Regions from separate parts of the Mus musculus genome. Here regions 1, 2, 3 and 5 are each linked to region 4. Evidence: chromatin loops called from intact Hi-C (ENCODE). Cell type or tissue: left cerebral cortex. All regions are shown on one strand.

Region 1 (5,000 bases), 230 kb after region 4:
AGGTATGTGTCAGATGATCAACAAGATTCACTGAGAGGAAATTGGATGGAGTGGTGAGGAGGTGAAGGCTAGGGGGAACTGGTCACTTCCCAGAAGGGATCAAAGCCACTAAGGGCTCTCTGAAGGGATGCCAGCAAGCTAAGGAAAATGTGCAAGCCCTCTCCTTATGTAGCTGCATGCTTCACAACTTTTCCATCACTTGTTCCTGTTCAGGACCAGTGTGGCTGCTCACCCTCTGCATGAAAGGCTTTCTTAGCACATACCCCCATGGCTGGACTCTTCCCTCTGAGATTCTATTGTTCTTTGTACCACGTGACCCCCTTTCCTTCCTAGAATCCCTAGTCATTGAAATCCCCTTTGTTTACCTATCTTGGTCTCCTGTTCCCCCTGCAGTCTAAGTGCTAGGAAAGTGTCCTTTGCTGCTGCCTACCCAGTGCCTACAACATCACCCACAGAGCAGCAGGTTGATAAAAGTCACAAATGAGCAGGCAGCCAGGCCTAGGAAAGTTGGCCCTAGACAGCCAGATGAAATCGTAATGGGATGCAGATGGCCAGGAGGACTATAAATGATAAGAGAGGAAATTGGGAGCAGTTACCTAAATCTCCTGGGAAGTGGAAATAGAAAGTGAAAATAAAAGAATAACCACATTTTGCCTGATGTCTTCCAGCTTTGATCATATCCAGCAGGGTTGAACACCGGGCTCCTATGTGCTCAGTGTTAGGCTGAGCTACCGCTAACGAGATAGCCTTAAGATAATGAGGCAAAGCAACCTCAGCACGGCCTCTTGGCTGAGTGTTTAAAGCCCACACTGAGTTCACCATCTAACAGGAAAACACAGCTAAAGCCCGGCTACGTGAAAATGGGGAAGGAACCACAAGGTTGTGTATGAACTCCAAGGGGAAGGAAAGAGTCGGGGGAAACTATGGGAGAGACTGGGGGAGGAGGTGGGGTGAGTCCAGGCTGGCCTTGAACTTCTGATCTTTCTTCCTCTGTCTCCCAGTTGCTAGAGCTACAGGTACGTACCACTGTGCTCGGCTCTAGGACGTTTCATTTAGGACATAAAGATAGATAAAGAATTCATCAGGCAGAGAGACAGAAAATGTATTTCAGATGAGGTGACCATGTGAGAAAAGGGTATGGAAGCTTAGAGTACTCCCTATGCTCAGAGGACAGCAAGCAACCATCCCAGAAACAGGGCACGGGATCAATCAACAGATTTTTAAAAAAAATCACCCCAGGGTGTTAGAGCTGGAAGCTGATTTTGACTGAGGGAAAAGGGACTCTTGAGGTTAGCGAAGAGAGAGCTTCCTGAGCGGGGCTTGAGATGGTGATAAAGAGAGGTGAGTCCTTGTGAGGCCAAGTCTGACTGCAGCCCTTTCACTGATGCCTAGGGCCACATTGTTTTGAATGGGGCGCCTGTGTGCTCAGAGGGGCGGGCACAGACACTGCTGATTCCCAGCCTCCGCCCCAGGCATTCATCAGGCAAAGACGCCAACCTAGAGTAGAGGCCTGATATAACCACTGGGAGCAACGCACCAAGGACAGCAGGCACCGGTTGAGCAATCGATGTCTTTTCCTAAATAGCTAAAAGCTCCTAAAAGCGGGGAGGGGGTATTTCTTCCATCCATCGTTCATGGAGAGCCAGGAGCTAAGAAAGAACTAAGAAAATGGGACGTCTCCACAACCTGCACTTGTTAACAGTATTTAAGACCAGCCTGTGCTCTTTAAATCAGATGTTTGTTGGCTCAAAGATGCCTCCAGTCTTATTTAACTCTGCCTCGTGGAAATTGGAACCTGGACATTTCCGGGATGTACACAAGTGGGTGTGTTATGTGAATGAGTGTCACCCCAGGCCCCAGATCCCCGTTCCTCCCTAACCAATTCAGTGGGAACCTGAAATAAGGATGAACTCAGACGAGGACCTGAAGAGAAAGGAAAGGAAACTACTGGGCAGAACCAACTCTGAAATGGGCCTCAAACTCGGCGGCTGCAAAACCTATCCGCGAGACTGCACTGCCCCCAGGCGGCCACAGCGCTCTGCTCCGGAGACTTCCTGATGGATCTCATCACAGACTCAGTAGAGGGAAGACAAGAGGAAAGACCTTGTATATTTGTTTCTGGGCTCAAGCTGTTACCTGTTATCAGTTATTTTCCTCCATCTCCTCCCCGCTTTCCTTATTCCTTCTTTTTCCCCTTCCTTCCCCAGGAGTCAGCGTTCCTCCGGTTGTCCGGCTTGGTGGCAAACACCCGCACCCATCATACACCTCATTACTACTCAATGGTTTTCCTATTCATTTTCTCCATTTGTCTCTTTCTTTTCTTTTCTTCTTTTCCTTCTCCTCCTCCTCCTTCTTTTTACAAAGTGTTAACACAGAGATGCACTTTAAATCTGAGCACCCCTATGATGGGGTGAAACAACATAATGGGAACAATTCTATCCATTTTCTTAAGTGTGTGTGTATGTGATGCATATGAATGTATGCAGGTGTGTCTGCACATACATGTGGATGTGTACAGAAGCCAGAGGTAAATTTGAGATATTTTCTTCTATCATTACCCATATTATTTTTTGAGGCCTGGTCTCTCATTGAACCTGGCATTGCCACTTCAACCGGCAAGCTCTTAGGGTCTGCCTGTCTCCTCCAACCCTGCTCTGCTGTGGCTACAGATGTTCACAGCTGCTGTACTTGACTTACTACGTGGGTCCTGGACATCCAAGCTCAGGTCCTCATGCTTCTCCAGCGGGCAACCCTCTGAGCCAAGGAGAGAGGGGATAGGTTCCTGGGTAAGAGCAGAGCTGCAGTGTGTCTATGGTCTATGGGTTAGAAAGGTTGTTGGGGGAACAGCAGAGCTGACAGGAGCCCTTCAGGGGGCTCAGCTCCTGCTCTGCCTGACTTTACAAGTCCTGAAGACAGCAGTTCAAAAGCCCCCACCGAGGAAGGGCTGGGAAGAAAGTTATCAGTTTCAGACTCCAAAATAATCTAGCACGAATAGCTGCCCTTCCTGAGTCCTGGGGGCTGATGGGAGGCATCAGGTCCCCTGGTCCTGGGAGAACATCTGAGGGACAGCATGGCACATGGCAGGAAAGAAAGATAAATGCTGCAAGGTGACGCCCATTCTCGTAGTAGAGTTCTCACTTTCTCTAGCTTCCTAGTCTCACGTCAGTCACCTATGATACCGCAATTTCTCTGTGTTTTATAATATTCTGCTTATCCCCAGGCTTTCTTGGATCCCTCATATTTTTCATTTGTGGATTCCCTAGGGTTTGCCCCATACTCAGAGAAACAGATAGATGGCTATGTAACCAGGTTAAAGTTACCAGAGGGAGAAGGTGTTGCAGGAAAATCTTGCACCTGCCCCTTACTGATTGAAAGAGCAAGTGTAAGTTATTGTGGGTTTTTTTTTTTTTTTAAACACACACAAAAACCAACTTCCTACGCCGGGCAGCGGTGGTGTACGCCTTTAATCCCAGCATTTAGGAGGCAGAGGCAGGCGGATTTCTGAGTTCAAGGCCAGCCTGGTCTACAAAGTGAGTTCAAGGACAGCCAGGGCTATCCAGAGAAAACTGGCCTTGAAAAACAAAAACAAAAACAATCCAAAACAGACAAACAAAACACCTTCCCTAGGGGCAGGGAGACGGCTCAGTTAGTAAGGCGCATGCCAAGCACAGAGGGTCTGGGCGTGACCCTCAGTGCCCTTGTGAAACAGGCTGGGTCTGTTATCCCAGAGTCAAGGAGGCAGAAACAGGAAGGTGCCTGGGATTCTCCGGCCAGTCAGTCCAGCCGATTCGCAAGCTCTAAGTTCAGTGAGGGACTCTAGATACAAACAAGGAACAACAACAACAACCAAAAAGGTGATGCATGATTAAAAAAGACACCCAGTATGGACCTCCAACCTACACAGACATACATACTTGTGCAACTGTGTGGGCACACAAACACGTATGTAGAAAACCCAAACCAAAGCCCCCTGCCCTGGTTCATTTTCTCACCTAAAAAATGTCTCATAGGTTGTTGTACTAGAGGACACTTCTAGTTCTCAATAAGTCAGGCTTTATCATTATAGTAGGTTTATCCTCTATGATAACTCCCCTTACTTATCTTTAAAAAAAACAATTCCACCATTAAAAGAATCTCATTAGGTTCAAGATTTAAAAAGCCCTGTTCATTGTAATCTCTTTAGGGAGAGGTTTGTTCCACATCCCTTATTACTGCCATGATCCTGAATCAGTTCAGGTCGAACAGGGAAGGAATTGGTGACAAGGACTCACTCTGTGTGGGTGGGAGCTGGGGGAAGGAAATGTTTACCAAACTCTGGCAGGAGGATTTCAATCACATCTCTGTCATCATCGTCGTCTATTTGATCTGTTCAGAGGACAACTTTAGGGAGTTGGTTCTCATCTACCACTGTGTTGAGGTAGCTAGCCTGCTTCATACTCCAGGCTAGCTCACCCAAGAATTTCTGGTTAGGGGCTGGCAAGATGGCTCAGTGGGTAAGTGTACTGACTGCTCTTCCGAAGGTCCTGAGTTCAAATCCCAGCAACCACATGGTGGCTCATAACCATCTGTAATGAGATCTGATGCCCTCTTCTGGTGTCTGAAGACAGCTACAGTGTACTTAATAAATAAATATTTGGACCTGAGAGAGTGGGGCTGACCAGAGCAAATAGGGTTGGCCGGAGCAATCAGAGGTCCTAAAAATTCAATTCCCAACAACCACATGAAGGCTCACAACCATCTGTACAGCTGCAGTGTACTCATATACATAAAATAAAATAAATAAACCTTAAAAAGAAAGAAAAAAAGAACAGAACTTCGGGTTGATTTTTTTGTCTCATCTCCTGTCTCACAGTAGAAGTGCTGGGATGGCAGATGTGCCCACCACATCTGGCCTTTTATTTTTACATCTGTGTGTGTGTGTGCGTGTGTAGGTGGTTATGTATGTGCTCTCAAGCTATGGAACACTGTGGAGGTCAGAGTACTTCTCCTTCCACCATGTG
Region 2 (5,000 bases), 77 kb after region 4:
AGAAATATTTTCTAAGTTTCATTTTCCTCCAAAACTTCTACAACATCTTGTCTTTTGCTGTTGTCCCTAATGGTAACTAAGGAAAAAACAAACAAACAAACAAACAAAAACAAAGACGATGCCTGGCTTACCCTGGGATTTTAATAATTAGGAAGACTGGAGAGCTGGCTCAGTAGTTAAGCACTTGTTGCTCTTGCAGAGGACCTGAGTTGGTTTTCCAGTACCCGACAAGGTGGCTCACAACCACCTGTAACTCCAGTTCTAGGTGATCTGACGCCCTCTTCTGACCCCATCAGGCAATCAGGCACCAGGATTGCAAAACACCCATACACATAAGTCTTAAAAAATAATTAGGGGCCGGGCGTAGTGGAGTACGCCTTTAATCCCAGCACTCGGGAGGCAGAGGCAGGCAGATTTCTGAGTTCGAGGCCAGCTTGGTCTACAGAGTGAGTTCCAGGACAGCCAGGGCTACACAGAGAAACCCTGTCTTTAAAAAAAAAAAAATTAGAGAAAACGTAGCACAATCATTTAGCATGTAGACTCTAAAATTGGACTTCATCATTTTTCTAGCTGTGTGGTTTTGGGGAATTTAACCTCTTTTGTGACTGTCTCCTCACTTATGGGGATTTTAATAGTACTTATTTCATAAGACTGTTACAGGGGTTAAGCTTGAAGAGCAGTCAGTGCACTGCCTGGTAACTAACTAGTTAGTGCTGCATAACTGTTAGCTAGTGTTGCCAGCATATTTTCTTAGAAACATCGCCCTTCAAATTCTCATCTTGTGAGACTCTTCTGAGGTGATACTGAGAGTCTTCTTGACATTTCTTTGTTGGATTTGTTATGGTCAACCATAAAACAGACATTAAATGAGGGATCTACTATTTTTATGCATTGAAGACTGAACAAGACAGACAATAGCCTGTCCTTGCACTCATCACACTGTAGTGGAAGTGTGTTTGGCAGAGAGACAATCAGCTAATATACACATTTCAGATGGGACATTGTTCTGGAGAAGAATCTAACAAGAAAGAATACAGTAGTGAAAGGTGGCTATCTAAAATGTGGACAGGTAAGACAATTAATTGATTAATTAATTAAGACGGGGTTTCACTGTATAATCTTGGCTGGCCTGAAAGTTGGTATGTAGACTAGTAGCCTCAAACTCCCAAAGATCTCCCTGTCTCTGCTTCCCATGTGCTGGACTATTACTCCTGACCATGTAAGAGTTCTTTTTAGAAAGCCTGAAGATGGCTGGTCATAGTGGTACACACCTTTATTTTTTTCCTCATAGATTTATTTGTTTATTATATGTAAGTACACTGTAGCTGTCTTCAGACACTCCAGAATAGGGCATCAGATTTCAATACAGATGGTTGTAAGCTACCATGTGGTTGCTGGGATTTGAACTCAGGAGCTCCTGAAGGGCAATCGGTGATTTTAACCGCTGAGCCATCTCTCCAGCCCCTGGTATACACCTTTAATCCCAACATTTAGGAGACTGATGCAGGCAAATCTATGGTTGTTTGAGGACAGCCTGGTCTACATAGTGAGTTCTAGGATAGCTAGAGTGAGACTCTGTCTCAAACAAACAAAAACATTAAACAAACCAACAAACCCAAAACCTAAAACTTAAAAGAAAAAAAAAAGCTAAAGAAAAAAAGCACAAAAGAAACTGTTTAAATGGCAAGGAGCAAGCCATAGCAATATCTAGGAGAATAACATGAGGGCAAAAGCAAAGGCCCACAAGAAGCAGTATACCTGGCATTTTAGAAGACCAGGAAAAAAGCCAAGAAGTAACTGGAGCAAAATAGCAGACTAAAGCTTACAGTGTCAGGAGGGTGGCAGCGGGTGATAAGGTATTCAGGACCTTGTAGAATGTGCACAGAATTCCCAGTGGCAGCAGACTATCATCTGCAATCTTTTCTAATGGAAGCCACGACCGGAGCAGGGCACCAGTGGCAGCTTGCCTGACAGTGGGGCTGCAAGTTCAGAGAATGCTTCTCAGAGGAGGAGGCTCCTCCTGAATATGGGATGAGTGAAAAGGCTGCCTGAGGTGTTAGTTAATAGATTGCTATATCCAAAGTCTAGCGGTGGTGGCACATGAGGTGGAGGCCAGCCTGGTTTACAGAGTGAATTCCAGGAAAGCCAAGGCTACCCCGAGAAACCCTGTCTTGAAAAAACAAACGGACAAGGAAACCCAACAAAGAATAGATGGTATATTTGAGCAAATATAGGAAGACTGTTACACAGAGAGGGAAGTGAGGAGCTGGATAAAACCAGAAAAAGCAGAGGAGGTTGGTAGGGGCTGGACTGATTGATGGAAGTGTTTATTGATCACCATAGTAGGTCTGGAAACACAGTAATGTACAAAAACCAGTAAAGAATTCCTGGTCTTGGCGCTGGGGAGATGGTTTAGTGAGTAAGACTGATTGCTCTTCAAGGCTGAGAACCTGTTTGAATCACCCATTCCCGAACTCAAGAGGCCTGGCCTCGCTGTGATGCCAGCAGTTGGAAGGCAGAAGCAGGGAGGATTAGGAGTTCAAGATTATTCTCGGCTACAGAGCAAGTACAAAGCTGGCCCGGGCTACAGAGACCCTGCCTCAAACTCTGTCCTAATTCCCAACAGGTAATGAAATCACAGGTCTGAAGGGAATGGGGAATACAAATAAGTACGTCTCCAGCTTTCTGGGAGATTTGTGACTATAGCTGACAATGGTCCTCTTTGCTCTCAGAAGACCCCCTGATGGTCTGGAGAGGCAAATTGGGGATGTAAGTGGGAGAGACAGGAGACTGAAAAACTGATTCAAATGGGAGATCCTGACATGATAAATATTTAGGAGGAAGAACCAACACCCAGATTAAGTAAGAAAACATTTCATCCCATAAGGGCAAAACTACTTAATCAGGCTTTTTTTTTTTCCACCTTTGACGAGAGACCCCAGACATCGAAGCGTCTCCGCCCAACCCCAAGCCTTCCCAGCGAATGGTAGCATTCTAATTCCTAGAAAGTGAAATAACCGCTCCAATTGCTTCTGGCCCCTGCCGCACCGCCTCCAGCTAACAGAGAGGGCTCCATCTCCAGGCCTCGCCCAATCAAGCGCCACCCCCGCGCCGCGCTCCTCCCTTAGGATCTTCCTCCTTCCGGCTCCCGCCCAGGGTCTACCTCCGACTGTCCTGCCCGCGGTGTTACCAAGGCCCACCTCCTGCAGACCGGCGGCAACCTCTTAGCACCGCCTCCGCTTCCGTAGGCCCAAGCTCCGCCCCTCAGACTCCTCCCCTGGGCACGCTCTTCCCCCCCACCCCGGCTCCGCCCTCAGCCTGCTGCTCCTCCCTCGTGTCCTCCCGCCCGTCAGCCCTCGGGACCCCCTCCGCCCCGCCTTCAGCACCCGGCTGGTGGAAGCCACAAACTCCTTTCCCTCAGCCCCGCCTGCCTCCTCCGTCCCCCCACCCCACGCTAGACCCCGCCCCGGCCCCGCCCTCCTCCTCTGCGCGCCGAAGCTCTGGACCTTTCCAAAGCCCGGCGCGAGGGGTGTGCAGGGAGCCCACGCGTTTGGAGAGCCCGGCCCGTGCAGGGCGGCGCTGGGGACTGAGTGCTCGGGTGGCAGGATCCTATTCGGAGGACCGAGAGGAGAACCGGGTAGGAGCCGGGGCGGCGGGCAGGCCGAGTGCAGACGCCTGTCCAGCACTCCCCCTCCCCGCGCTCGCCCCATTGGTGGCGGCCGAGCGAAGGACTCGCGGCTGCGGGGCTCGCGCCTCTGTCAGTGCGGCGGGGCGCGCGAGCGGCGCGGGGTGCGGAGCCGAGGGAAGCCGAGGGGGCGGAAGCGGTCGCGACTCTCGCGCGTGTGCTCGGGCTCCTCACGCGGCGGCCAGGGCCGCCTCTTCCCTCCCGCCCTCCGAGAGCAGACGCGCCGTCGCCCTTCGGTGCCGCGCGGCTTCCTCCAGACCTCGGCGCGGGTGAGTGGGGGCCGCGGGCCGCTCCTGAGGAGTGCGGGCGGGCTGTTCCGTGTGCCTTTTTCGTTCCTCACCTCCTCGGGCGGGCCGGTGCCTATTTTTAGAAACTCTTTCTCTCCGCGGTCCCGGGAGTCCTGGGAGCCGGAGTAACTCTCGGCCCCCTCCCTCTGTGCTCCCTCCCGGGCCCGCCGCCCCGGGTCGCCTGCCCCGGGGCCACGCGCGCCCGCCCCTGGACGCCTGGTATTCGCAGCTCGCCTCCGGTCGGTCGGCCGGGCGCGGGCCGGGAGTTGGGGGTGGGCCGGTGCCCGCTCGGAAGTTGGAGTCTTTTGTGCTGCGCCCCGCCCCGACCGGCGAGGGGAGGAGGGGAGGGAGCGGAGGTTGCGCCGGGGAGGCCTCGGGCGGGCTGGGGCCTGGCTCTGGCCTGGATTGGGGCCCCGGGTTTCTTCCGGCTTTCCAGTCGGTCCAGCTCTTTGAGGTTCCCTTAGGCGCGCAAAACTGGTCCTTTCTTTTCCCTCACGGGTCTGTCTGAGCGCCTTTCTCGCTACCCTTGCCTAGCCTTTGCTCGGTGTCTTGTGGAGCGCGGAAGGGAACGGCCAGCCCTCGAACTGGGGGGCCGCGTCCCCCACTTTGCTCCAGCCCGAGCCTCAGTTTTCACCTGGGTGAAATGGGGTCAAGGAGGAACGCAGCCTCTCCGGGTGTTAGTGAATTCAGGGAGGGAGTTAGTACAGGGCAGAAGCGTTAAATGCCAACAGGTAACGTTTAACGAGACTGACCCAGGAACTTCGTGAATGTATCGCCTCATGTCCACACCGGTCTTCCAGAGCTGTCCCTGCTCACAGGAGCAGAAATCAAGGTTCAGAGACATGAAACCGCCGTAGAAGTACAAAGCTGTTAGTAACCGTTACTTATTTCCTGATAGGAAATCTCTTTGTGCAGAGGGCATTTTGATTTACCGTTAGTCTTAACACCGTATAGGTAAGAAAGGTAGGCTCCTCTCTGAGACATTGACTGAGAGACAGGGACTGATCTGCCATAGATAAAATCTCCTT
Region 3 (5,000 bases), 140 kb after region 4:
GCATGTATGTCTGTGGAAGGGTACTGGAAACCCTAGAACTAGTTATAGACAGGTGTGAGTTGCCATGTGGATGCTGGGAAGTGAATCCTGGTCCTCTGGAAGAGCAGCCAGTGTTCTTAACTACTGAGCTATCTTTCCAACCTCTGACTTAAATTTCTTTAAAAATTCCATGTATGTATGTATGTATGTATGTATGTATGTATGTATGTAGTCAGTCAGTCTGTCTGTCTGTGGGTGCACATGTGGATGTCAGAACAGCAGGCCAGAAATGGTTCTCTTGTAAATGTCCTATAGATATAACAAGCATAGGTCTTCAGGCTTGGTGGCATGTGTCTTTACCAGCTGGGCCATCTCACTGGCTTCCTGGGTACTCTCTCTGGCCATAGAAGAATAGCTTCACCATTGAGGATTTTGAAGCCTAATAAGTGTGAGGGACACGGCCAAGCCTACAAGTTGACAGGACTAGCTTTGGAACTCAATTCTACCTAACTCAAAAGTTTATGTTGGTCTATTTCATTTTATTTTGTCTTTGTTTTGAGGAAAAACAAAACTAACAATCAAAAGCTAGGTTCCAAGAAAAAAAGACTTTTAGTTTTTGAGACAGGGTCTCACTATGTAGCCCTGGCTGGCCCGGAACTCACTGTGTAAACTACTCTGACCTCAGCTACTGCTGAGATTAAGGGCATGTGCCACCATACTTGGTGCAAGAGGGCTTCCTGACAAACAGAGTACTATTTTTTTTCCTCAGCAAGGTCAGCATGGGGAACACTCAATAATGGTTGTTAAATATGAGGTATAGAAATTGGGCAGTAATAGAAATGGTATAATCCTGTATCTTTTGAATAGTTTGTTACAGATGCAATGGAGCACTTTCACATCGATTAGCCTATTTGATGACAAGGCAGGTCTGAAAAGATAATTAGGGAGATGCTTTCTGTTTTCAGAATAAGGGTGTTATTGTTTGTAGAAATGGCATGATTTGTTTGGGTCACATGAACAGACAAGCCAAAGTAGAGCCTCATGGCTCTGTACTGTAGCCAGTTCAGCCTGCGCTTCTGTGTTTGGGTAACTGAGAGCTGGGGTTTCTCTTGGGAGTGGAGATTGTCAGTACTACTTGGGAAATTAGGCCTGTCTGGCCAGTAATGATCATTTGAGCAGTGTTAATGAGTGGGGGCCTGATGAGTTTAATGAGATTAATAGATGTTCTGTCATCCATGGCTGCCTGGTAACCAGGATCTCTGAACTAAGGAGTCCTTAGATACTGATCTGACTGATTGCTTGGCTTTCACCAGAGATAGTCCCATATCACTGACAGCTACTTACTGCTTGCTGTCCCAGGGCTATCTAAGGGCAAAGGGAGGAGAACAGAACCAGAAATAACCCATCAGGACTGGCTAAAACTAAGCAGCATTGGTGCAACAAGACCAAGAGTAGCAACTCCTCCTTGCAGATGAACAAGGAACAGGTCCAGTCGTGGGCAGGTTTAAATGCTAGAGGCAGGGTTGGAAGCCAGAGTCAGGTTTACAGCAGATTAGTCTTGATTGTAGAATGTCAAGTCTCCTTGACTATCAAGTTAGGTAGTTGTTTGCTGAAAACTATATTGATATTTTAGGATTCCCAGAAAGAGTCTAGATGTGGTAGTCCAGTACTTGTGATGAGGTCATTCTGGGCTATATAGCAAGTTGAAGGCATGCTATTTTGTCTTTTTAAAAAGCGGAAAGGAGCTGGGCAGTGGTGGCACACGCCTTTAATCCTCGCACTTGGAAGGCAGAGGCAGGTGGATTTTTGAGTTCAAGGCCAGCCTGGTCTACAGAATGCCAGGACAGCCAGGGCTGTACAGAGAAACCCTGTTCTCACCTCCCCTCTCCCTCCCCCCCAAAATAGTGGAAAGGAGATAAAGGGGGGGAAAGCATAAAATAGGGGTGTTTTTTAAGCTGGGGATGGTTGGTTTGTGAAGGTGGACATTTGGAAAACTAGGCCTGGAAGCTAGGTAATATGGCACACACTTCTGTAGTACCATTCAACTCTCTAGACATTTGACCTCTTGGGTGTAGGGAATCTACAGAATAACATGCAGCCTGCATGCCACAGCATTATACAAGACTTAAAAATCAACTGGGAGGATACAGACTGGAAGTTTGGGGTTTGGATACCAGAGCATGTTCTACTTAGCAGTCACATGCTACTTCCTGTGTCATCTCTAGAGATGAGAACAGGGTGACATGGTTGACTCTTTGGTGTCCTAAGAATGTGTTCTATTCTGATCACAACTCTAGAATGGTCTCATTGGTGGTGGTATTAGTAGAATAGACAAACATACAGTTATACTAATATTTGATCTTGTAAAAGCCTCCACAGTTTGCAAAGTTCTTTTATATTTATTGTCCCAACTCAGATGAGGAGAGATGGTTGACAGAGCCAACCCTGAAGGACTGTTCTCCAGCAAACCAGTGAATGCTTCCTTAGTGTGTCAGAGGTTCCTAACAGTTTGAGGAGATCTGCAACTAACCTGTCCCTGTCAGATAAATTGCGAAGCTACTGCCATTATATCCAAACTATCATCTCTCCCTCTCCTTTCTCAGTCCATACCCTGGGCCTGGATGGCTCTCTCCTACCAAACAAAGTGGCATCTCTCTGGCTAAAACTTGATAGTTTTGAGCAGGATCAGTCTTCTAGTGTCACACAGGTCCCTTATAAAAGTTGCTTTTTATTTGTGGATGGACAAGGAACCTTTGAATGACTCAGTATCCGATAGGACTGTTGTAACTGAAAAATAGGGATTGTTAAGCATTTCCTGTTGCTTGTGCAGAATGTGGTGTGTGCTCATGGTAATCAAATGAATCTTCTTTGTGTCCCTCACTGCTTTATAAATGGTGGTGATTGTGGTATAAAAGTAAACTTATTAACAAGAGCCGGTCTCTTCCAAGTTCTAAAGATCACACCAGCTCTTCCTTAGTAGCAGCAAGATAAGCTCTGAGCCCCTTGCTTTGATAGTACACATCTGACTCCTGTCAGTCCATCAAGTTTATCATAAACTCAGATCTAGGAGCAGTTTCTTTTCCTTATCAGATGTCATGGTTCAGCTTGTGATTTATTTGAAAACAGTGCCACCAGCTGGTGAGAACCAGCCAACTTGAAGATAGGTTGTCTACAAAGTAGCATACAGAGAAGACATTCAGAAAGATAACAGTTTTCTTCAGCTTGCATTCTTACCTAATTCTCTGACACCCCCTTAATATATATTTTAATATATATTAAGTATAATAAACAGGCAGGCTGATGAAAGGTTTTATTTATTTATTTAAATATATTTTGCTTGGTTAGATGATACTGGAATTGTACAAACCTGCATCAGTAGGCAGAACACAGCCAGTAGGTACAAATGCCAAGTCCAAACTGCAAGCTAATCCTACTGGAATTAATATCTCCTTCTTCTCTTTCTCCTGGGGCTATGCCAAGGTATAAATATACTGCAGAGGGGCCTTGTGAGTTAACTAGCTTGATTGTCAGAATGGAGAGAATGAAGAGTACTTGTAGGGAGGGTCAGTAAGGGCCTGGAGTCTCAGATTTCTTTTTTTTTTTTTTAAAGACAGGATTTCCCAGGCTGATCTGATATTCAACATGTGGGCCAGGTTGGCCTTGAACTCTACCTCTTCTGAGTGCTGGGATTAAAATTGTGCTTCATTGTGGCTAAGGGCATATATTTTAAAAAGTCAGGTATTAAGATATGCATTGTAATTCCAGTGCTGGAGGAGGCAAAGTTAGGCTTGCTGGCTAGGCAGGTTGGCCTATTTAGTGACGTTAGAACAGTGAAAAACAGTCCTACAAGACAAAACAATAGACAGGTAGACAAAGGAGTGGTACCAAAGTTTGTCTGCTGATCTACATGACCTACATCTATATACCCACACAAGAGCAAGTTGCTAACTCGTCTCTAAACCTAACAGATTTCAAATCAGTATAATGTGGATAACCAATAAATTATTAAAGACCATCCTGAGATAAACACGCTATCTTAAGTATTTAAATTGGCTTTACTTCTAGGAAGCAGAGTGATGAAGTTGACAGAAGTGAGTTTTAAACATGTCTAAGTACCTCATATTAGCAAATTAATAATTCTACCAGGTTTTGGTTTTTGTTTTTTTTAACTAGAGTCTGTAGTAAACTATATTTACCCATGAGTTCTTGGGCTTATTCAGTATTATATGCTACCCTTAGCCTGCAGTGAGTACTTGGTAAGGCCTCTGTAAGCACACCTTTTGCAGAATGGCTGGCTCAATGAAGACTTCACTGGCTAGGTTAGTAAGATGAGGTACATTTAGATCAGACTGAGCAATTTTCATAATAGGGGATTGTTCCCTAGCAAGCATCTCTTAAAATTTTCATGTATCCTCTTTGCTATGGTTCTACATTGATGGAACAAAACAAAAAGCTGTAGAAAGTTATTAAAATTAATTTTACAGTGGGGTATTAAGTGGACTGGTGAGTCTCAGCCTTATAATCTTCCAATGTTGGTTTTTCCCACGTGGTATTATGAGAGTACCAAATGAAGGAATGTTATAAAGCACCTAGTATAAGATTAGCAGCCATTGTCAACTCCTGGTAAAGTAGCAAGAAAACAAGATGTATGAACAGAGAGGGATGGGTGCCATAGGGATGAGAGTGTGTAGCAAGGCAAGGAGCAGTCCAGGTCATTAAGGATGTGGGCCATGAACGGAACTGAGCCTAGCCTGGGAACCCAGTTTCACATTGGCATTCATTCTCTTTTCAGGTGAACACCATGTCCTTGAAGATTCAGACCAGCAATGTAACCAACAAGAATGACCCTAAGTCCATCAACTCTCGGGTCTTCATCGGAAATCTAAACACAGCTGTGGTGAAGAAGTCAGATGTGGAGACCATCTTTTCCAAGTACGGCCGAGTGGCTGGTTGCTCTGTGCACAAAGGCTATGCTTTTGTCCAGTATGCCAATGAGCGCCATGCCCGGGCAGCTGTGCTGG
Region 4 (5,000 bases):
TTTGTCTCTGGGAACTGGTGACAGCCTACTCTTGCCTCCCTGGCTTCTGGCTTGTGATAAGGTCCATATAACTCTTTGGGACTGTCCTCTGTCACCTCCAACCTCATCCTCCCCCTGTCCCCATTGGCATTTAAAGCTGTAGCAATTCCAAACTACGCATTTCTGTTTGTTGTCTCTTGACTTTACATATGCTGTTCCCATTTCAGCTGACACCTTTCCAGGCTCTTCCATTTCCCATCACTCCCGTTCATCCTTTGAAGCCCCATGGGAAGACCCTCCAACCCAGAAACAGGTTGAAACGCCTTTTAGGATTTTGTAAGATTGTACCTGGCAGGGTCCAATCAGTGTGCATCTTTCTCCTTGAACCAGCAGCTTCTTCAGTCACAGTGGAAGGAGAACCTTGGGCGCTTGTCTAGAGACCGGACAGCTTGATTCGTGCAGGAGCGACCTCACAGCCCTCCCTAGCCTTAGACCCACCCATGACTCAAATGATGCCAGCTGCAAACTCCACCAGCCTGTTTCTCATAAATAGGCATTTTGGGGCCTTTTCTATGACTTGTGTTAGTCATGGCGAATTCTGATTTTTACAGCCCCCTGTTTTAGAGTGTGACGTTCCGGGCTGTAAAGATATAATCAGCTCTCATAAGAGATGGCTTCTCCAGCACTCAGGTGGTGGGAGGTTGGGTGGCGGCAGTATGATTGGAACTCTTAAGTATCTAAAGTGACTGTCGCAAGTCCCTGGAGCCACAATTCAATCAGCCTTTCCAAACACGAAATTCGACAGAGAGTGTTAAAAAGATGGCAGGAGATGAAAATGAGAGGGGGAAATGCTCAGGATGGAATTGGATTCTGATGTCACTTGATGGAAGTGTTGAAATGAGCAGCCTCCCCGCCCCCCGCCCCCCACCCCGCCATGCATCTTCTCCAGCTCCGATGAGATGGATGAAGATGAATGGAACCCGGGTTGCTTCCTGCTGTTCTGGAAGAACCACTCCAAGTTCTTTCTTTTTTCTCTCTCCTTCCTCACCCATCATCCCTCCTTTCGCCATGTTTCCTGGGTACCCACTGTGTGCTAGGTACCACCTTAGGGACTGGGGTATAACATTGAACAGTCAGATGTGGTCCTGATTTTTGGGGAGGGATTGTTTTGTTTTAGAAGTGTGTGTGTGTGTGTGTGTGTGTGTGTGTGGTGGTGGTGGTGGTGGTGGTGAGACAGGGTCTCACTATGTAGTTCTGGCTGGCCTATCCTCGAACTCTCAGAGATTTACCTGCCTCTGCCTTCCCACGTGCTAGTATTACAGATGTGAGCCACCATGCCTGTTCTTTTTCATGTTCAAGCCTTCCCCTACTGTCAGCCACCAGGCCTCCTGCTTCCAGTTTTTTTGGTCAGATGATGAACATTTCTCCCTCTTTTCCTCCCTCTCTCCCTCCCTCCCTCCCTCCCTCCCTCCCTTCCCCTCCCTTCCTCCTTCCCTACCTACCTTCCAGCAGTATGAAGTGCCACCATGCCCCAGAAATGGTGAGTGAGGCCAGGCACATGCATCATAGCGCAATTCTAAAGAGCACAGTTAAATTGTGGCCAGGCACAGCCTGCAAAGCTAACAAAAGGCAGAGCCACAGTCTCTGCCCTCCAGCCACTCTCCTGGCTGCCAGGCCTTTCCTGGCTCCATCAGTATAAAACAGCACGAGGCCATGAGGGTTATTGAATCATAGCTGGTTGGCCTGAGAGGAAGCCATTTAGTATCCATCCCTTTACAAGAGGAGAGGGGGCAGTCTTCAGAGGGATCCCTTACAGTGATAGGGCTGTCTAGAAGGGCAAGGAGGCATTGAGCTGTGTGGGGATTCTTAGCCTGGCCTCTGCCCTGTGGGACTGGACAGGAAGACACGAGTGGGCAGCATGGAGGTATTGTCAGACCTGGAGGAGATTGGTGGGGGCCGTGTGCTGGGACAAGGCTTGAGGGGGCATCAGGAGGGCTGTGGAAAATTAGCAGTGAGTCCCCAGCACAAATTAGGTCCTCATTACCTTTCTGCGCGTATGTGTTGCACGTGCGTGTTTGCATGTGTGTGCTTGCGTGTGTTCAATGGGTGCTCTTGTGCATGTGGAGGACAATGTCAGGTGTCTTCCTCAGGAACCATCTCAGCCTCTGCAACGAACTGCCAGGCCAGGAGGGCTCCGGCATGGCTGGATTAAGGTGCAGAGGACAGATTTGAACAGCAGGGGGCAGACCTGAGCAAGGTGCCAGAAGTGTGGGGGAGGAGGGACAGGGTGGGGGAACACTTCACAGACCTCTGGGCTGCTGGAGGCAGCAAGGGGGCAGGTTGATGTCAGGCCCAGTGAGAGGCAAGGCATCAGGGAACAATCTGGAAGCTGCAGACTCAGTGGTCTGGGGAAGGACTGGGCTACAGAAATAGCACCGGCAGCCTGGCAAGGAGCCGCCATGCCTGTTTTGGCCAACAGAAGCCTCGGAGGAGAGGGGCAAGGGACACTGAAGCTGTGAGTGGACAGAAGCCCTGGGGAGATGGGGCTCCAGTGTAGGGCCTCTGACAAGCTCATTGTCACATAATTAAAACATCCATATTTGAAATGTAAATAGAATTTGGAGCTGGGGAGATGGCACCGTGGATACGTGTACAAACACGGGGATCTAAATCCTCTCTCCAGAACCCTTACAGGTGACACCACAAAGTTGCTTTATCCACAGGAATGCTGTGACACTTGCAGCCACCACCACCCCCCCCCCCAAATAATAAATATAGAATTAAACTTTTAAAATTTGGGTTCAGAAAGATGTTTAGGAAAAACATAGTCAAGAATGTAACAGTGGAATCAGTACCACCCTCCCCAATGCTAGTATGTTACAAAGTCTCTTATTCCCTGCAGGTCCCCATTTCCAGGGAGGGTTGTAGCATTGGCTTCAAAGTGGGCTCTGACTGCTGGCAGTGATACACTGCCTCTTGCCTTCTCCTGGCCCATAGAGGATTTGGTACAGTATCCGTGGCTCATCATTGAGCTGAGAATGAAGTTGTCTCCCTCCTTTCCTCCCTCCCTCCCTTCCTTCCTTCCTTCCTACATGTATAAGTGCTCTATCTGCATGTACTCCTGCGTGCCAGAAGAGGGCATCAGATCCCATCACAGATGGTTGTGAGCTACTGGCGATCGAACTCAGGACCTCTGGAAGAGCAGACAGCGCTTCCCCTCTTCCCCCACCCCTGGACACACGACACACACACACACACACACACACACACACACACACACACACACACACACACAAAGAAGCTTTCTTCATCCTCAAGAGAGAAAGCAAGCTCACTGATGCCTCACTTGAGAATGCTGTCATCTTGGGCCAGTTCTCTCTCAATTCATTTCAACTCAACTAGTCTCTTTCTCTGCTGCTCTTCCCTCCTCCTCTGCCGGGGGTAGGGTGGGGTGGTGGGTGGTGGTGGTAACCGTAGTGCTTGGCGCCCTATGCCAGGCCGAGGATCAGAGCTGAGTACCGGCCGAACTTGAAGAGTGGAGAGACCTGAACTGGGAGCACCATTTTGTCCGTGACCCTTGCGCCGGAAGCTCAATTCCAGACAGTGCTCTTAACCGCTGAGCCATCTCTCCAGTCGAATGAAGCGGGGTGGGAGGGGAGTGGGCCTTATGTGTGCGCATTCTGGAGTTCTCTCAGAGGCCTCAGAGCCAGAAATAAAACAAAACAGGACATACTGACGTCTTCTTTAAATAGTCACCCCAAAAGTACTGTGCAACTGTCCCCATCTTACAGAGGTAGGAACCGAGGCCCAGGAGATGACCTGCTTAATGTGAGGATGATATGGGTCTGAGCTGATGTTCAAGGGCAGACCCACTCAGCTCCAAAGCCCAGGTTCTTGTTTGGATTCACAATGGAGAACAATGACCAAGTTTGATATTAGGGTCCTGAGAACAGCCGGTCTCTTGTTTCAATTTGCAGAAACAGGAACTGGTCTCAGGGCTCCTGGCCCAGAAGCCACCACCAGCAGCCATTACCCCAGAGAAGAGATGTGTAAGGAAGTTGCTGACTCCAGGGGTCAGCGCTGGGCTCCCCTCCCCCCAAAGCTGTCCGCAATCCCCCCCCTAGATTTTTTCTCCAGGCTCCTATACCCTACCTGAGATGCTAGCTCAGAGCAGAGAGCCAAACCCAGCCATAAGCCAGGGGCTGAGCTCTGCCCTGAAGAATCATGTCCTTCATTTTGTCCCCTGCATTTTACACCACCATGTAAAAATTTCCATTAATTCCTCGGAATAAAATGTAGTGGCTGTTAATTTTTGACGCCTGGGAAGTAGCCAGCTGAATGCCTTTTTTATGCCTGAAACTATTTTCCACTATTAGGGAAGTGTAATAAAAAGTTGTCTTTCCTTGATTTTATTTTTTAATTAAGTGGGAAGTTCTGGGCAGCCCTGCTGCTGGAGCTGTGGCCTGCAGCTTGCAGTCTGAGGAAGTAACAGAGAAAGGACTAAAGCCTCTAGATACGGTCTCTACAGGGTCTCCCTCCCCTTTGTTAGGCATTTCAGCTAATCTCATTCCCACTGGGTCCTGGGAGCCTCCCCGGTTTGGGGGGGGCACCCACTCATCTCCAAATTTTTAACCTAGAATGACTCCTGTCTAAGGAAATACGGGGACAAAGTGTGGAGCAGAGACTGAAGCAAAGGCCATCCAGAGACTGCCCCACCTGGGGATCCATCCCATATGCAGACACCAAACCCAGACACTATAGCGGATGCCAAGAAGTGCTTGCTGAAGGGAGCCTGATATGGCTGTCTCCTGAGAGGCTCTGTCAGAGCCTGACAAATATAGAGGTGGATGCTGAAAGCCAACCATTGGACTGAGCACTGGGTCCCTGATGAAGGAGTTAGGGAAAGGACTGAAGGAGCTGAAGGGGTTTTACAACCCCATAGGAGGAATAACAATATCAACCAACCAACCCCTCTACCCCCCCAGCTCCCAGGGACTAAATCACCAGCCAGAGTACACATG
Region 5 (5,000 bases), 61 kb after region 4:
TCTTCCCCTCAGCACTCTCTTCTTTATTTCCCCCGTGCATAATCATTCATTGCTGCTCCAGCACCATTTGTCTAAAAAAAAAAAGAACATCCTTCAAAAGCAGGCCTGGTGGCACACGCATGAAATCCCAGCGCTTGGGAGGTGCAGGCAGGAGGATCAGAAGCCGAAGGACACCCTCGACTTCTGTCTTTAAAAAAAAGGAGTTGCGGGGCCGTCCTCCTTCCACTGAATTATTTTGCACCTGTTCCAAGAAAAACCAGTGTGGTATATTTGTGCTAGTTTATCTTTGGATTCTTCATTCTGTGTTACCGATCTCTGTGCCAAGCCTCTATCCTGTGATTACCATGCCATCATAGTAGGCTTTATATCATGTAGAGTAAGTCCTCCCATTTTTCCTGCTTCTCAGTACTGATTTAGATCTCTTTCACTTGACTACGTTAAAAAAAAAAATGCCTTGCTAGGAATTTGACAGTACTTGCATAAAAGCTATAGATTTGAGAGGATTAACATTTTTGCTATACCAAGTCTTCCAGTTAAGGGAATAATATAACTACTGGAGTAGTAGCTCAGTGGTAGAATGGTTCACCAGCCTCTATGAGGTCCTGGGTTCAATCCCTGGTAATAGGAAAAAAAAAAAATCCTGCAACCATCAAGTTGAGATACTGTATGGGCCAGCCAGGCTTAAGTAGCAAGATCCTTCCTCAACAGATAAGCAAAGAAAAAAACAAAAGCACGAAGTGATGCCAGGCACAGTGCACACCTGAGATTCCAGCTGTGACCACAGCTATAGGCCCTGCTCACATTATAATTTTTGTTTTATTTTATCTTTCTAAGTACTAAAAAGTACTATAGACCCCAGGTCTTATGTATTCTAGACAAGTGTTCTAACACAGTTATACCCCTAGTCCCACATTGCAGTTTTTAAAGTCACAGAAGTGTCTAACACCTCAACTGTGTGCCGTGATGTTCAAAGTACTATTTAATTGACATGTATTTGGGGAAAAAAAGCAGAAGGATCAAGAAATAAGAATAAGAAGTATTTATTTATTTATTTATTTATTTATTTATTTATTTATTTATTAAAAGATTTTATTTATTATATCTAAATTCACTGTAGCTGTCTTCAGATACACCAGAAGAGGGCGTCAGATCTCATTACAGATGGTTGTGAGCTACCATGTGGTTGCTGGGATTTGAACTCAGGGCCTTTGGAAGAGCAGCCAGTGCTCTTAACCTCTGAGCCATCTCTCCAGCCCCCAAGAAGTTTGTTTTTTAAAAAAATGGTTTAGTTATTGTTAGTGTCAGACTGTATCTTAAGTATAGAAATCTCTTGGTTTTGGTTTTGGTTTTAGTGTGTGTGTGCTTGTGTGTGCATTCGCCTGACAGGTTTAAAATTACAGTCTTTGATCTAGTTTATACAGTTGAGAATTTCTTACTTTTTTTTTGCCTCTGGTTGCCTCCATGTTTCCCCAGAAACCTTTCTCTGAAGAAGTCTGCAAACTTCATTCCTGATTGACGGGTGAGACAGTTAACATTCGTGGAGGTGATCCTACATGCAGGTTTATCAGAGAGACTGTTACAGACACTGCCAAAATAGCTTCCTAGCCCAGTCACAAGGAACTGCATTCTTCCTAGAGAAGATGGATGCAGAACCACAAGTTCACAGGGGTTTTCCATGTTGCCCAAGTCCTTTGGAGACAATGGAGGTGGCCTGTGCACAGAATAAGTAGCAGGGGAGGAAAACAGAGTCTGGGGAATTACTTCTTTCACAATCGCACTATCAAGCCTGGTCTTTGTTCCTCAATGTTGCTTACTTGAGAAGTGGCCTGGGAAAAGGTCAGTCATAGCCTGACATTCTCGGTTCATCGAGCAGGAACGGAGAGGGATGCTCACAGTCCACGTACACCCACCGCACAAGTCCCACAACCAGGTCCAGCCTAGGCGGCCTGTGGGCTTCCAGACTTGAAACTGCATTATCCACTTCTCTACTCTGAAAGCAACTGGTTAGTAATGCTGGGGCATTACTGGGTTCATCTTGACTTCATTTTAATTGACAATAACAGAAGCTGAGGGCTAGAGATATGATCAGTGGTTAAGAGTGCTGGCTGCTCTTCCAGAGGACCCAAATTTGGTTCTCACCATAAAAGTTGTAACTTTAGTTCCAAGGGATGTGATGCCCTCTTCTAGGTTCTGCAGGAACCAGGCATACACGTGGTACGCAGACAAACACCAATATCTATAAATAAAATACAAATTAAATTTAAAAGAGTTGAGCAAATGGTTTGCTCAATACTTCAATACTTATTTATTTATTTATTCTGAGACAGGGTAGCCCAGGCTATTCTTACTCTGTAGTCCAGGCTGCCCTGGAGTTCACTATATAGTCCAGGCTGTCCATGGTGATCAATCTGCCTCAGCCTCTTGAATTCTAGGAGTATAGGCATGAGACACTGAGTCCAGGTTCAGTGATTTTAATATTTTTAGCAAAATAACCCACATTTTTCTGGGCCTTTCCAATTTTGGTGGTCAAAGGAAATCTTACAGATAGCTTGTGTCAATGAGTTATTGCTAAAGTAATTTCACTGGACAATTGAAACAAACTCCCTCAGGTCTTGAGAGGTGGCTCAGCAATTAAGAGCATTGGCTGCTCTTGCAAAGGACCCAGGTTTCCATGGCAACTAACAGTGGTCTGTAACACCAGTTTAAGGGCTTCCAATGCCCCCTTCTGGCCTTTGTGGGAACTGCACACATGTGGTGCACAGACAAACACAGACAAAACATCATAAACAAAACACTTTAAAACAAAACAAAACACACTCCACTGGCATATGACTATATCACTGTAGTGTTTGGGGTCTCCTGGTCAGCAGGGTGGCTAGGCTTACTGTATTTCCCATTCTCCTCCCGGGGTCACAGGTTAACCTGAGCTTATTTAAGGATTGGAATTGATGGAATTGCAGAAGAATGTGCCCAGCAGTGCAGCATCTTTTAGATCCCTTTTCCCACATCTGGTGATATTCTACCAACCAAAGCAAGTCTGATGGCCAAGCTCAGGATCAAGACAAGGAAGTTATGGACCATCTAAGGAGGCAGAGGGAAGGCCATGTTCCAGGCATCAGCAGGATCCATCACCTATCATTTATCTTATAACAGTTTTTATTCACATGGGACCTCAAGCCCTCTTTATAAATCTTCCCTATGTTCCCTCCTAGTCTAAAATACCACAATGCAATTAACCCTCAAAATAATGAATATTCACAATAGTTTCCTCTTGAATAGGGCTTTAGAAAAATTCATGCACATTTTTCTAATTAACCAGCATCTCTTCCCAATAATAAAGAAATTAGACATTGCAGCATTGATGCAGAGTTAGGGCCTCCTCCTCTGCCCAGCAGGCTGGGGCTGGCTCTGAGAGGACTCAGCAGTAGCTCAGTGCTTTCTGTTCAGGATTTTCACACACACACAAGAGCTTCTGTTTGGGAGGAATTGTGCATTGTGCAGTTTCTCATAAAGAATGGTTCTGTTCTAGTTTTTATGGTTACAGAAGGTTACAAGACATAACAAATTCATTAATAAATGACCCAAAAAAGGAGAGAGAGCATAAGAGGCTGAACAATACTTAAGACCCTCTTGGTTGAAGAGAACAGATTTAGGGAATGGGATTGACAGGGGAGTTATACAATATGGCAGCTGACCTGGGGAATGCTGCCTCACATTAACACCTTTCCTTGAAGATTTTTTCTTTTATCACTTACATGTGTGGGAGCTGGGTGGGGGGGGGTTATATGTATTCCTAGGAGGTCCATAAAGGATTTTAAGTACTTGAAGACCACCTATTGGCAGCCATCATTAAGAAAGATGCTTCTCTCTAGTCCCACCCACACCAGTGAACAGGTGACCATCTGTTGCCTCGGAGGCCTCCTGGAGGCTTCTCTCCCATTTGGGGGGATATATGCATTGGCCAAGGGTTCTTTGTTGGGATAAACCCAATTGCTATTAGTCTGAGCAAGATGAGGATTTATTGGTCTATATGTGGCCTGTATATTGTTCTATATGAGTGGAGCAGAACAGATCTGAGGAGTACCTGGATCCAGAAATCCAGACTCCTTGAGGTTCTTCTCTTCTCCACAGGGAGAAGAATGTGCACAATGGAGACTCCAGAGTTACAGCCTTTGGGTTCTAGTAACTTCTGGAGGACAAAGAACATATCACTTTAGTAAAGTTTTCACCTTGTGTAAGAAGGAGATGCCATTAACTGGCCTGAATCCCTTTGAATAGCCCTTGCTGATGGGTTGGACCAATCATTAGCAGAATACAGGTGAGGAACACTGGGAAAAAAAATCACAGGAAATCACAAGACCCCATGATCCTCTGAGACCAGAACAGGAAGTGAATGGGAAACTGTCTCAGTTACTTTTTTTTTTCTTTTTGTTTTTTGAGACTGGGTCTCTCTATGTAGTCCTGGATGTCCTAAAACTTACTATGTAGGCCAGGCTGGCCTTGAACTCACAGAGGTTCGCCGGCTTCTGTCTCCAGAGTGCTGAGAACAAAGGCTTGCCCCACCACACCTGTCCCTTACTTTTCTATCTGAGGGGATAAAACACTGCAATCAGGATGACTTATAGAAGGAGTCCATCACTGTCATGGTGGGAAACTATTTCAGTGGGTGGCAGAGATGGTGGGCTGGAGCCATAGCTGGAAGCTCATATCTCTAACAATAACAGGAAACAGAGAGAGCAAACTCAAAATGGTGCAAGTGACACACATCCACCGGGAAGGCTGTATCTCCTAAGCTCCCCCAATCATGACCACCAAGTGGGGACCAGATATTCAAATATGAGAGCCCGGCAGGGGTCACTCTCATTCAAGCCACACACAGACCTGTGCCCAGCCAGCACCTTAGGAGGCTGGTGTGTGTATTGTGTTGGAGGAGGGGGGCTGTGATCTAGAAGTTCTTCCTACACTACTGTGACACTACTGTGACACTGCTGTAAAACAGT

The links. Hi-C counts contacts between places; a loop is a spot of excess contacts. Peaks named below come from ENCODE experiments on the same cell type or tissue, not always from the same donor. Only the 100,000 strongest peaks of a DNase experiment are listed, where the experiment ranks them.
Region 1: it touches region 4 in a loop (5-fold over the local background); 23 of 42 quality-filtered maps call a loop at or near these places.
Region 2: a loop joins it to region 4, with 7 times the contacts of the local background. A loop is called at or near these places in 3 of 42 quality-filtered maps.
Region 3: it touches region 4 in a loop (6-fold over the local background); 33 of 42 quality-filtered maps call a loop at or near these places.
Region 5: it touches region 4 in a loop (2.0-fold over the local background); 14 of 42 quality-filtered maps call a loop at or near these places.

Annotation. Positions count from the first base shown.
Region 1 is chr2:154,941,280-154,946,279 of GRCm38, forward strand. No RefSeq gene overlaps it. Among named protein-coding and RNA genes, the nearest start is that of Eif2s2, 51 kb to the left of the region's middle. In left cerebral cortex, a CTCF peak has its summit at 2,033 (motif pointing left); a DNase peak (open chromatin) is centred at 2,014.
Region 2 is chr2:154,787,595-154,792,594 of GRCm38, forward strand. It overlaps Raly (hnRNP-associated with lethal yellow), which reads left to right and starts at 3,516. Exons shown (of 8, transcript NM_001139511.1): 1 at 3,516-3,954. In left cerebral cortex, a CTCF peak has its summit at 3,089 (motif pointing left); DNase peaks (open chromatin) are centred at 2,516, 3,253, 3,705 and 4,320; H3K4me3 peaks cover 2,459 bases; H3K27ac peaks cover 2,122 bases.
Region 3 is chr2:154,852,498-154,857,497 of GRCm38, forward strand. Raly (hnRNP-associated with lethal yellow) reads left to right here. Exons shown (of 8, transcript NM_001139511.1): 2 at 4,772-5,000. The coding sequence starts at 4,781. Among named protein-coding and RNA genes, the nearest start is that of Eif2s2, 38 kb to the right of the region's middle. In left cerebral cortex, a CTCF peak has its summit at 3,115 (motif pointing left); a DNase peak (open chromatin) is centred at 3,108.
Region 4 is chr2:154,710,181-154,715,180 of GRCm38, forward strand. It overlaps the pseudogene Gm14215. Among named protein-coding and RNA genes, the nearest start is that of Gm14216, 13 kb to the right of the region's middle. In left cerebral cortex, CTCF peaks have their summits at 2,209 (motif pointing right), 2,410 and 3,113 (motif pointing right); DNase peaks (open chromatin) are centred at 2,300, 3,119 and 3,846; H3K4me3 peaks cover 458 bases; H3K27ac peaks cover 322 bases.
Region 5 is chr2:154,771,494-154,776,493 of GRCm38, forward strand. The region is part of intron 2 of Gm38598 (a long non-coding RNA gene); the gene reads left to right. Among named protein-coding and RNA genes, the nearest start is that of Raly, 17 kb to the right of the region's middle. In left cerebral cortex, a CTCF peak has its summit at 2,739 (motif pointing left); a DNase peak (open chromatin) is centred at 271.